Linked DNA regions of Mus musculus: regions 1, 3 and 4 are each linked to region 2. A link is a loop called in an ENCODE intact Hi-C map of the cell type or tissue named here. Cell type or tissue: left cerebral cortex. All regions are shown on one strand. Each heading gives the region's core, and the rest is flanking DNA. Links, peaks and the distances in the headings are about the cores only.

Region 1 (2,500 bases), core at 1-2,500, 220 kb before region 2:
CACAAGCTTTCACTGTGTCTGAGCCTTGTGTCAGTAAGAAGAGTTGTGAGCAGTAAGAAGAGTTGATCCAACATGGCACTTGCCCATTCATTCTGCTTTTCTGAAGGCAGAAGGAGAACACATTCTGTAAGATAAAAAAAGCCCTACCAAAACACTGGTGATTATTAGAAGGCCTAAAGTAAAGAAAACCTGCAACAGTGTGTGTCAGCTTTAAATGTTGTTTGTTAGTAAGTGATTGACATAGGAGTTAGGAAGAAAACAAGATTTTCCAATCATAAGGATGTCATTTTAAGGCTAATGACAGAGAAGGTTCAGGTGGCAGTGATCAGAGGTGGGAAAGAAGTGACTGACAAAAGAAGAAGAAGAAGAAGAAGAAGAAGAAGAAGAAGAAGAAGAAGAAGAAGAAGAAGAAGAAGAAGAAGAAGAAGAAGAAGAAGAAGAAGAGGAGGAGGAGGAGGAGGAGGAGGAGGAGGAGGAGGAGGAAGAGAAAGAAGAAGAAGAAGAAGAAGAGGAGGAGGAGGAGGAGGAGGAGGAGGAGGAGGAGGAGGAGGAGGAGGATCTGGCTGTCATCAACAGAAGCAGTATGCTGTCACAGAGAGAGCTTTAGTGTCAGACAGCCTCCTGTTTGATGGTAACTCCACTCAAATCAAAGTTGGAAAACTTGGGTATGCTGCACACTCTCCTTTAGCTTTTCATTTCCTCTAAAGTTGGGGCAACAGTAGCTGTCTTGCAAGGCTTATAGGGAGTAGAGGCCCAGTTTGGTGCTGGCACAGAGAAGTTCTCAGTGAAAGCGATCACTATCAGCCCCGGCTGAAATGATGCGATTTGGGATGCTGAGAGCCCATGGGGACCTTTCTGGTGAGAGTCTGGTCAGGTTCACGCTGTTCTGAGTGGCTAAGTCATTATGGAGAAGAACTGAGAGGGCTTTGTTCTTTACTAAGGGAGAGAAGACGAGCAAGTCAGATCCCTATCTTAAATGCAGGAAAACATTCAGACCCAGGAAAAGAGAATCTGAAACCACAGCACTTCCCCAAATGTACCCTGGGGAGAACGTCCACCCACTGCTCAAAGCAGAAACTGTGTCCTCCAAGCGCAGGTGGAGCCCCATTGGTACAACTTGTCCAAGCTCAGCTCTGCAACCCGCTTCTATTGAGATTTCCCTCAAGCAAAAATAAAGATGGAAAGAGCTGCCGAGAACATACAGTCAGGGGCTGCTCTCATTGGCCACTCTCAGGCTGGCCCATGTCTTCCTCTAGCTCCTCTTAGTGCCCTGAGGGCCCGTGCTGAGCCTCAGGATGACCGGTAAGGGCCTCGGGGACGATGGGGAACCCAGACAGATGAAGCAAAGAGGCCACACTGAGCACATGGAGGCAAGGGCAGTAGAGTCAGGGGGTTGGCACAGATCTACTCCCTTTGGACTCCAACTGCTCCCTGTAAAAACCTTCCTGCTCAAATTTCAGCTTATTTTATTTTTAGTAAAGGATGCTTCTCACGTACCATGATTCTTGTGTGAAAGTCCATATGACCTAAAGAGCCTGGAGGCTGTTTGTTGTTGGTCCTGTGGTATTGCATCTGGGGGCTGTGAAGTGTGCCGACTGCAGAGCTAGCCTTGTTTGTGCATGCTACATGCCCTAGGCAGGGTCACTTCTCATCCCAGCTGCTCAGGCATGCCTACGTCTGTGCAGTGGTAAAGGGTTTCGGAGAAACATTTATTTATATCCTGAGAAAATGAAGTTGAAACAGACAGGGAGCTCTGATAATGGCTGTCCTGTCTCCACCCATACCCAGGGCTTTGGGAGGGCTCATGTCCACCCCAGGGTGGGAACACCCTGCTCTGTCCCTAAAAGATCTTTCAAGGAAAGAAGAATATGGTCACAGGCATTTGGTTAGGTATTTTTAAAGGCTTTCCAATTCTGCTATTTTTTTTCTCTGCACATTCAATATTCTTGGTTGCTAAGTGGGAGGAAATGTGGGGAGGTGGGAGAGGTGTGGAGAAGTGAGGGAATTGGCAACGAGGAAGCTGATGGTTTATTTTCTCCCTTCTAAAGGGGGGACAGGCAAAAGATGGGCTCCACGGGGGCAACCAGCTGAGCAGTACCTGCTGCAGGCTGGGTTAGAGGGCCACGCCTCCCACGTCCTGATTCTATCGAGGGGCCGGGAAAGGGGCTTTTCAGGGAGATAAAGACTGCCATTTCCCATTTTTGCTTATAGAGATGAGTAGGATTTTTAAAGTAAAAATGATTTTTATTTTCAGATCAAACTGTGACAGGGAAAATGTGAGATTCAGCACGGCTTCTCCTTCGCCAGAGGGAAGGAAGGGAGCGAGGCGCAGCGTGAGGGGACTTACTACATCTCAGAAGTCCTATCAGACCCTGTGAGTGAAGCTGGCTTACCCAGGGGCAGCCCCATACTCCAAGCTGCTCTGTCATAGCTGAGTCGCCGGTCTATCTGAGGTCAGTCCCCGCGGCACACCCACTTCCACAGGCTCTGAGTCTGAATA
Region 2 (3,343 bases), core at 425-2,924:
ATTAATAGCTGCCCAGAAAGGGAAACTCGGTTTTCTCCAAGGATAAACCCTGACAGATTACCTAATCTCAAGCAGCCAGCAGGAGTGAGGGGGCAGGGTAGGTGGAGTGGGGAGAAGGTAAGTGCAAATGATGTAAAGACAGTACTCAGTTATGAAATTATAAAACAGAAAAACTTAATGTAAAAAAAGAAGGGGGTGGAAAAAACAAAGAAAGGAAAAATTGAAATAGTTTTCTATCATACAATGCTCAGACCTTGATTTTTGACGACTGAGGTCACCAATCATGGGTGTTTTCTTGGGACATATCGGTCCTTCAGCAATTATACTAGAGGTTCTCTGTGCAGTGCCAGGCGGTGTGCTACACATCTTACCAGAAGCACGTTTGGCTCCATCTCCACAGGGCCTGTCAAGGCTCTGGCAAGAACGGGTTTGTTCCACTAAGACTAATGAAGGAATTCTTTGGTCATCTTGGAGGAAGTGAGGGCATTCCCTTTACACTGGCGACTCTAACCCTCCTCTCATAGAACACGTAAAACCAGAGCTTACTGCTTACTTCCTCCTGCCCCAGGGTAGCAAGGGAAGTATCAGGACAGTTCCACATGGGTGTGTGCATGGCCAGGAAGGGACAAAAGTAACAGTTGAGCCACTTCTATCCTCATCTCGGTTTCTGCCTGAAAATACTATCATATACAGAACTTTCTTAATCCTTTAAGAGGATCAATATGAAGACTACCAAGCAGCCCTCTAAGAATGCCAGTCAGCTTCTAAATCTGTCTGGTTCTCACCTAGAGCTTAGAGTTCTGTCTATGTAGAAAAAGAACGCCATCTAACTATCTAAACAGTCACAACTAAAATGCTGCCTAGGAAAGGGATTCAACTTTTAGTTTGGAAATAATATACTCTGCCATTTAAAAGTCAAAGTGAGAGCTATAGTTAGGAAAGTGCTAGTTCAAAGGTACGTTTTTACTTTCCTAAAACCCAGTTTAAGAATAAAATGATGGTAGAACATATAGTGTAATCTGACATTTCTGCTTCACTTCAAGCTACAAAAGCATCTATTTGATCAGGAAAGGAAGAAGACAAATTTAAATTCTGCTGCCGAGGACATGTGCCTCATTCGAGACACCATGAGATGACAGATGGCCAGTTATCAAAGAATAAAACATGTGAAAATGAGTTCTATACAGTCATGGAACAGATCTTTTCCATTAAAAAACTACATGCCTGTTCCTTGTCTATCAAGCAAACGTTTAAGTAGTGTGCTCTCACATTTAAACTAGACAGCTCATCTCGGAGCCCAGAGCACCATGTTTTCAGTGGGTGTTACGTAGGAGAGTGAGAATTGGGATGAAGGAAGCCGAGGGGAGCTAGCAGAGCTGTGAGTTCCTACGACACAAGCCACTTCTGATTAATTACTAGCAATGGGAAGAACAGTAATAAAGTACTCAAAAATTTAAAACCTTTAAAGGAATAAATCAATTGTCTTCTGTACCCCTGAGGATCACAACTGTGGGTTCAAACTACTACCCACTAAAAACTTCAAACAAACAGACAAAAAAACAAAACAAAACAAAACAATCTACCCACAAAAAAAAGCAACAAAAACCCCTTCAAAACTGTACAGAATATGAAAAGATTTTTTGTGATTATTCCCTAAAATATACATATTTATCATTTACATCAAAATAGATATCATAAATAACTTAGAGAGAGGATTTAAAGTATACGAAAGGATCACGTAGGTTATATGAAAATAAAATAATATTCAATTTCATGTAAGAGGTTTGATATCCATAGGGAGCTTCGGTACCAATCCTCCACAGATACAGAGAACTGTATTTGAATACATATACTGTAGCTGTCCTCAGACACACCAGAAGAGGGCATCAGGTCTCATTACATGTGGTTGTGAGTCACCATGTGGTTGCTGGGATTTGAACTCAGGAATCTTCAGAAGAGCAGTTAGTGCTCTTACCTTCTGAGCCAATTCACCAGCCCTATGTTTCCACTTTTAAAATATCAATTTTGTTTGAGAAAGGTTTTCTCAGTGTGGTCCTGGCTGTCCTGAACTCACTCTGTCGACCAGGCTGGCCTTGAACTTAGAGATCTCACTTCCTCTGCCTCCCAAGGGCTGGGATAAAAGTATGTACCTCTACTGCCCATCTTTTTAAAACATTTTTAAATAATTTAAGCACAAGATTAAAAAAATTGCTTTTACAGAAATATTCTTTTTTGATTTAATAAAAAAGGAACATCAAGCCCATTAATATTTTAAATAGACTTGAAAATATATTATGATCACATAGAAACTAAAAATAATATCCTATTTTAGAGCAGAAATATATATAATTTCTCATTTGGTAAAGGATAATTTTTAAAAAAAAAGTCATTGGCTTTTGTTTTCCAAGCTCATTATTACTTATTTTTAAAAAGAGAGGAATTTTCATATTTTTGATACTAAAAATGGATCATTCTGAGTTAAAACCTTCTTAATTAGCCTTCTTAAGGAAATATAAAAAGTTGTTGCTCTGCACTGCTCTCCAGGTCTATAAATACCACAGTCGTGAGCATACTGAAGCACATATAGATAGGACAGCTTATTAAACCAAGGCAGGGCCTCGTGTGTAACTATGTAGAACAGAATCCCATACATTACTGTTTAGGAGCTATCAATTTGATTTAAAAATGTGAAAATTAAGGTTTCAAAATACACTATCAAACGAACAAACTCCCCAAGATGGAATACATATAGCAGTGCTTATTATTTTTTGCTACAAAATTTTCCATCGCTATTTTTAGTATACAACTGTTGCATGAAGCATTTTTCCCATAAAAGGCTCTCACACTTACAAATATAACCTCAAGATGATCAGCTGGCAAGAGGGGAAAAAAAGAACAAATTTATTTTAGACTGACACAGAAAAGAGAAGAGAAAGAAAAAAATCCTAGGAAACATCTTCCAGGATTTACTTAGTGGCCCAAGAGAAATAGCAAGCGTCCTAAAGGCTGACAGCTACTCTAAGGCTAGCGAACAAGGAGAGCAGGCTGAGCTGTCCAAGGTCACAGAGGCCCACCTCAGGCTTCAGATCTCTGTGCACCACTCCTACATCGTGCATGTGGCTCACAGCTGACACAAGCTTCCGCATGATGTAGCTGGCCTCAGTCTCGCTGAAGTGCTTCTTTCTCTTGATGCGCTCGAACAGCTCTCCGCCATTCAGAAGTTCCATCACAAGAAACGTATGAAGCTAGAAAGATGGAAAGAAAGAGCAACGTGGGGCCTTACTGAAAAGATACGGGTTACTCTATAGGTTATTTATTATTCAGCAACTTTAAATAATCCCTT
Region 3 (2,500 bases), core at 1-2,500, 130 kb before region 2:
AATGAAGGTATAAGTCACAGACAGACAACACTCATAAAATGTCAATCTGATATCCAGACTGTGTAAAGAATTCTTACCATTCAATAAGAAAACCAAATGGAAGACAGACTTGCATGCACACCCATGTACACATACATACCCATTCACACAAGTGCACACATGAACATACACACACAGTATGAGAAGTGCACACATGAACATACACACACAGTATGCGCATAGCAAAAGCTCTTAGATGTTTCACCTGTGAATAGATACGTCACTGCAGAAGACAAAGGGATAGCTGATAAGCAGGTGAAAGCTGCTGATGCTGTTACTCTCTAGGTAACACACACTAAAAGGAAATATATGACAAATGTATTACAATGGATCTGAATAAAAGACCTGACACCATCAAGTGTTAAAGAGAACATTAAAAACCCAGAACCCTTGTTAATTGCTGATGGAAATGTAAAATGGGATTGCTGCTTTGGCAAAGAGATGATCAATTTGCTAAAAAGCTAAACAAACTTACCAATTCCTTAGCTAGGAATCAACACAAAGGAGTGGCAACATTCTGCAAGGTTTGAACACAGTGTTCACAGCAGCTTTGTCTATAGTGGCCATAAGCGGCAGGAGGATGCCCATTAGCTGGTGAACGGATAGGAACATGTAGCTCAAGATAATGAAATGACCATTAGGGTGGGAGATGAAGTGCTTGCTTCACAAGTATGAGTTCAGATCCCCCTGCCCCAAACCATAAAATGAGCCAGGGATGGTGGCGTTCATCTGTAACCCAGCAATGGTAAGATGGGAGAAAGAGACTGGCAGATCCTTAGAAGCTTGCAGGTCAGGTAGCCTAGCCTACATGGCAAAGTTCCATGGCCACTGAGAGACTTTCTGAAGGAACAATACTCAAGGTTGTCCTCCGACCTCTACTTGTAAGCACACCCATGTGCACATACATACCCATTCACACGAGTGCACACATGAACATACACACACAGGCATGCACAAATATATGAGCATTGGACACACACACGCACATACGCACACATATGCACACACATACACACAAAGAGGAATGCCCTTTTGATATATGCTAAAAATACAGGTAAATTTAAAAAACCATACTGAAAGTAGAACACTTCGACTATATATCCTGTGATTCCATTTATATGAAATTTCTACTAAAAGAAAAGCTGTAGCAACAGGACATCTGCAGTGGCCTGGGGATAGGAGTAGGGCTGGAAATTATAATCAGTGAAGTCATTTCAAGATTCAAAGTAACCAGCCACTCAGAGACAGAGAGGATACAAATGATGCCAAAGGGAGGCAGAAGGAAAAGATCCAGAAGAAAGGTACAGTGTGTTCGTGCCAGCTCAGAGAACTACCAAACACACTGTGTCTAACGGCGGAGAATGGAAACCTAAAATAGAGAGGAAGGTGAAAACCCAAATGCCAATTGCAAACACTAACTCATCATCTTTAAACCTTCTCGTCAGACGCAGGGTTTTGCAAGAACACACAGACACAGGCTTCCATCTTGGAGGACAGAGCTACAGCAACTGCTGTCATATCAATAAAAATGCAGGTACCTGGGAGACAAGGGGCAATTCTTTCTCTTCTTTGAACAAAAAGTTCTAATAATACCTTAAAAAGTCATAAATTATGTTGCTGTCATCTTCTGGGCCTTAGCTCAGCTTTTCCTTCTACAATTTTAACTGTTGGCTAAAAATATTTCTGCAAAACAAGAATGGAGAGAAAAAATAGCAATGTGAAAAGAAAGAAAGAAAAAGGGGCCATCTCTGGAGGAGGCTGGGGCCTCTGCTGTCTTCTCATAAAGACAAAAGAGGCATCTCTGGAGGAGCCTGGGGCTCTGGTGTTTTCTCATAAAATATAATTTTACTTGACATGTGAGCTAGGAAAGGCAGAAAGCAGGCTAACGCGTTCCATTCCAGGCAAGTGCTGGAGCAGCGATGCCCACACTTATAGATCACTAAATTACCGTAACAGCTCCCTACGGGTGCAGAGAGGGCAAGCCTGCCTTACCTCTTCCCCAGACAGGTCGTGGATTCCTCATTACCAGTTGCCAGTTACTTCAGGTCTACTTCTTGAGACATGGCTATAAAGGCCATTCTCAATGCTTGTGTGCCTCTATATCCAGCACCGCCTCATGAGGTGTCAACTACATGCTTAAAGGCTATAAAAATTAGGGGTGGGAAGCTGTGGGAACTAGTACCCTAAGGAACTAAAGCCACGGAAATCCTTTCCCACTGTGGGAAGTCCACACAGTGCAGAAAAAAACAAAAAAACAAAAAAACAAGTGGCATCAGGGCCTGCTTGAGGCACTATACAGTGTCAGCATTACTGTAGACATCCTCAAAGACGAGGCAGAGAGCCAAAGGTCCCAGAAAATAGGTTCCATTTGCTGGTGTCCAGGAAACTCTTTGATACGGTGGTAGATTGAATAAGAATGTCTCCCATAGACTCATGTGTCTGAACACTTAGTGCCCAGTTG
Region 4 (3,343 bases), core at 462-2,961, 380 kb before region 2:
CCTGTAGAATGCCTTCCTCGGGGACATCTGTATTGATCCTCGAAGCCACCTCCAGTGCCACGAGGCCGTGATCCAACAGAATGAATCCTCCTTCTAGACACCTGAAGTGGTGACCATTGTCTCCCACCTTGCAAAAAATGTGCCACTTCCGTTTAGTTTTCTTCCAACTAGTAAGAGTCCGTTAAAAACCAAGGTCCAGGCACGTTATGCTTCTCATGCCCTTGGTCTCCAGTCCAGAGCCACACTCCTGATAGGTGTATCACAAATATTCACTGAATGAATGAGTAATTGGCTACCCATAATAGACGTAGAATGTGGGAACAGGAGACGTGAAATAAGTGTTAAGGGAGCCAGTGGGTGGGGTCAGGGGAGTGTTGATGTGAGCTGATCTCACATTTGAATTCATGAGCCTGCCCTGTTTGGGCAGGGCAATGATCCAGGTAGATGTGGTTGATTATCTGGGCTACAGATTAAACCAAGGGCATGAGATAGAACCAGGGATGGGAATGTGCCAAAACGTGACTGTGTGTCCCTTCCAAAGTTATGCTGGAACTTATACCATAAAAAAGGGAAGTGATTAGTCATGAGGGCTGTGCCCTGGTGAGTGGGTTCAACTTCCTTATAAAAGAGGCGTCAGAGCTGCCTGGGCCTTTCATCTCCTCTGCCACATGAAGCAGAGCATCGGTGTCCCTCTGGCCTTTGACCTCACACCCTATGAGGATGAAACAGAAAGGCACTGTATTAGCGGGAGGAGCCTCCGCCAGACTCCAGTCTGATGTTGCCTTGATGATGCACTTCTCAGCCACAGAACCGTGAGAAATAAACGTCTGCCCTTCCTAAAAAAGCACTAAACCCATGACAATCTGCTGTAGACTAAGCAAGATTACAGCAAAACCAGACAGGCGTGTAATACAGAAAGCAGTGGTGGCTTGTTGAACTGAAGGCTGGAGAGGTCAGAAAACAGAAGGGGACAAAAGTGGAGCCAGAACGGCAATGGAGAAGCGGAGAGTGAATTGTCCTTAACCTGGACTCCATGGAGAAAATTCAGAGGCTCCACGAACTAGGACAGAAAATGCGCTTTGCCTTTTACCGAACTCTAAATGCTGCCTGCATGAATTGTGACTCCAGCAGCAAAGCCCACCAGCATGAGAGGTGTAGTAGGCCAATCTATGAAAGCAGGATTCTGAAATGACTACAAGAGTCGGGCATAAAGCCCATACCCATAATCCCAGCCACTCAGAAGAATTCCAAGCCACTAATATAGAAGTATTAGTTCTGTAGGTTTTCTTATACAGAAACTTTCACGCAGCATAAGCTATATAGCAAAGCCTTATCTTAAATAGACTAAAAATAGCAATTTAACAGGAAAAAAAAATTTAAGAACCTTAAAGCCCAAAACTATGTGCAGGGACTGAGAAAGAAAACCAGCAGACAGAAGTTACGTTTGACTCTAGAAATGCATTTATTTCCTCGTGCCCATCAAACTCCAGAAAGGAACCCAAACCACTCTGTCTTTGTTTTCACTCTGTTCATCCTTTCTTTCTTTCTTTTTTTTTTTTTTTAAATAAAGGTTTTATTTATTTTATGTATGTGAGTACACAGTCACTGTCCTCAGACTCACCAGAAGAGGGCATCAGATCCCATTGCTGTGGTTGTGAGCCACCATGTGGTTGTTGAGAATTGAACTCAGGACCTCTGGAAGAGCAGTCAGTGCTCTTAACCACTGAGCCATCTCTCCAGCCCTTCATCCTCCCATCTTAAGGCATTGGATGTTTTCTATTCATCTTAAGGCATTAGAAACAGTTCAAAGGAGATTCGTTGTCTGGTTTACCTAGGACAGAGGGTGGGCTTTATCAGACACAACCAATGGTAAAACTAGGAAAGTTTGACATTGTAATAATTGCCTTATGAGCCCATCATACCAACTCTGTATAAGACTATCCTAAACATACTTACATTAAGAAAAGCAGTGTCAGGGCTAGAGAGATGGCGTGTGGGTTAAGAACACTTGCTTTTAACTGGTCTGCTTCCAGAGGCTCCAGTTTGATTCCCAGCACCTAAACTGCAGCCCATGACTGTCTGAAACTTCAGATCTAGGCGATCTGGAGCCCTCTTCTGGCCTCCAAGGACACCAGGCACACACACGGTGCATAGGCAGACATGCAAACAAAACACTCACACACACACACACAAATAAACCTTAAAAGTATTGTTTAAGGTTTCTTTTAGATATGAGTCAATCTGTGGATGGACAGTCTTCCTCTCTTACGGTCAGAGAGTACAGGTTAAGTACTTAGCAATTGCCTGACCTTGTATCCATGGTTCTACAGTTTGCAGTCTTGACACATTCACAGATCATGCAATCCTCAGAACTGTGTGAGATAAATTTATCACAAAACCACTGAAGGAATCCAGCCCCTGAAGACTTCTCGGCTTTATTTCTCGAAGCAAGTGAAAACTCCTAGCACCGGCTGCCAAACGCTGAAATACTGTCTGTTAGCGATATGAGTGGTTGTTGCTATGTAGAGATTATGCAAAGCTCCAAGTTTCTTTCTTTTGCAACGTCCATGAGCTCAGCGCACTCTGGCATTGTCTTGATAGGCACTCAGTTAAGGTGATGGTTTACATATTCTTAAAAGGTATGCAAGTCAACAGTTGTTCAAAACTAGTTAGATTAAGAATAGCAATAACTTGCAAATCAGAGTGTGTGGCTTGTAGTAAAAAAAAAAAAAAAAGAAAGAAAGAAAAAACTGCTTCTAGATGCATTATCTAATCGGAAAAATCTACACTTAGTGTGTGTACTCTTGTTAGTCAAAGACAAATTGACACACCCATGTAAGTAGATGTTGATCAATCCAGGAATCTTGCAGGGGTACAGGAATGGAGAAAACCTGGATACACAAACCAGGGCAGTCAATTTAAAGAATTCAGGCAACAGAGAGGCCAGGCCCTGTCAGCTTTTATTGGTCTTAACAATTCACTGCCTCCCCTCTCCCAGTAGCCATGGCAACACCCACAACCAAGGCGTTCCAAAATTCACCTTTGGATATCCAGGATCCACCGAATGCGCACCTACGCACCTCAAATAAAACCAAGATATCACCACGCACTGAACTAAAACAACCCTGACCTCTTTTCCGTTTTCCAGAATTCTAATCCAACCAGGGAACTTTTTTTTTTTTTCATTCTTTCACCACAGAAAAGAGGCTAAGTCCTGAAGTACGACTTTTATTGGATAATTACATTCTCTTTTGTAGCGGGAGTGGGCATCAGAGAAGGATGAAAACCGGATGCACACACAAAACATTTGCTTTAAAAAGGCAAATAAGTTGATACAACCAAA

The links. A loop is a pair of places that touch in the nucleus more often than their neighbours do. Peaks named below come from ENCODE experiments on the same cell type or tissue, not always from the same donor. Only the 100,000 strongest peaks of a DNase experiment are listed, where the experiment ranks them.
Region 1: a loop joins it to region 2, with 7 times the contacts of the local background. A loop is called at or near these places in 4 of 42 quality-filtered maps.
Region 3: it touches region 2 in a loop (6-fold over the local background); 5 of 42 quality-filtered maps call a loop at or near these places.
Region 4: a loop joins it to region 2, with 6 times the contacts of the local background. A loop is called at or near these places in 3 of 42 quality-filtered maps.

Annotation. Positions count from the first base shown.
Region 1 is chr12:100,351,222-100,353,721 of GRCm38, forward strand. All of the region lies in intron 16 of Ttc7b (tetratricopeptide repeat domain 7B), which reads right to left. It overlaps Gm51958 (a long non-coding RNA gene), which reads left to right. Exons shown (of 3, transcript XR_003950124.1): 2 at 2,255-2,453. Among named protein-coding and RNA genes, the nearest start is that of Gm51958, 3.1 kb to the left of the region's middle. In left cerebral cortex, for the core only: no CTCF peak of the experiment used is centred there; DNase peaks (open chromatin) are centred at 1,078, 1,697 and 2,083; H3K27ac peaks cover 2,176 bases.
Region 2 is chr12:100,567,755-100,571,097 of GRCm38, forward strand. Rps6ka5 (ribosomal protein S6 kinase, polypeptide 5) reads right to left here. Exons shown (of 17, transcript NM_001330702.1): 13 at 3,075-3,245. Among named protein-coding and RNA genes, the nearest start is that of Ttc7b, 49 kb to the left of the region's middle. In left cerebral cortex, for the core only: a CTCF peak has its summit at 1,886 (motif pointing right); DNase peaks (open chromatin) are centred at 426, 819, 1,288, 1,989 and 1 more place; H3K27ac peaks cover 2,500 bases.
Region 3 is chr12:100,436,719-100,439,218 of GRCm38, forward strand. All of the region lies in intron 5 of Ttc7b (tetratricopeptide repeat domain 7B), which reads right to left. Among named protein-coding and RNA genes, the nearest start is that of Gm36375, 57 kb to the right of the region's middle. In left cerebral cortex, for the core only: no CTCF peak of the experiment used is centred there; DNase peaks (open chromatin) are centred at 1,359, 1,808 and 2,351; H3K27ac peaks cover 2,500 bases.
Region 4 is chr12:100,183,592-100,186,934 of GRCm38, forward strand. No RefSeq gene overlaps it. Among named protein-coding and RNA genes, the nearest start is that of Gm10433, 2.7 kb to the right of the region's middle. In left cerebral cortex, for the core only: a CTCF peak has its summit at 1,647 (motif pointing right); DNase peaks (open chromatin) are centred at 758, 2,077 and 2,485; H3K4me3 peaks cover 306 bases; H3K27ac peaks cover 2,148 bases.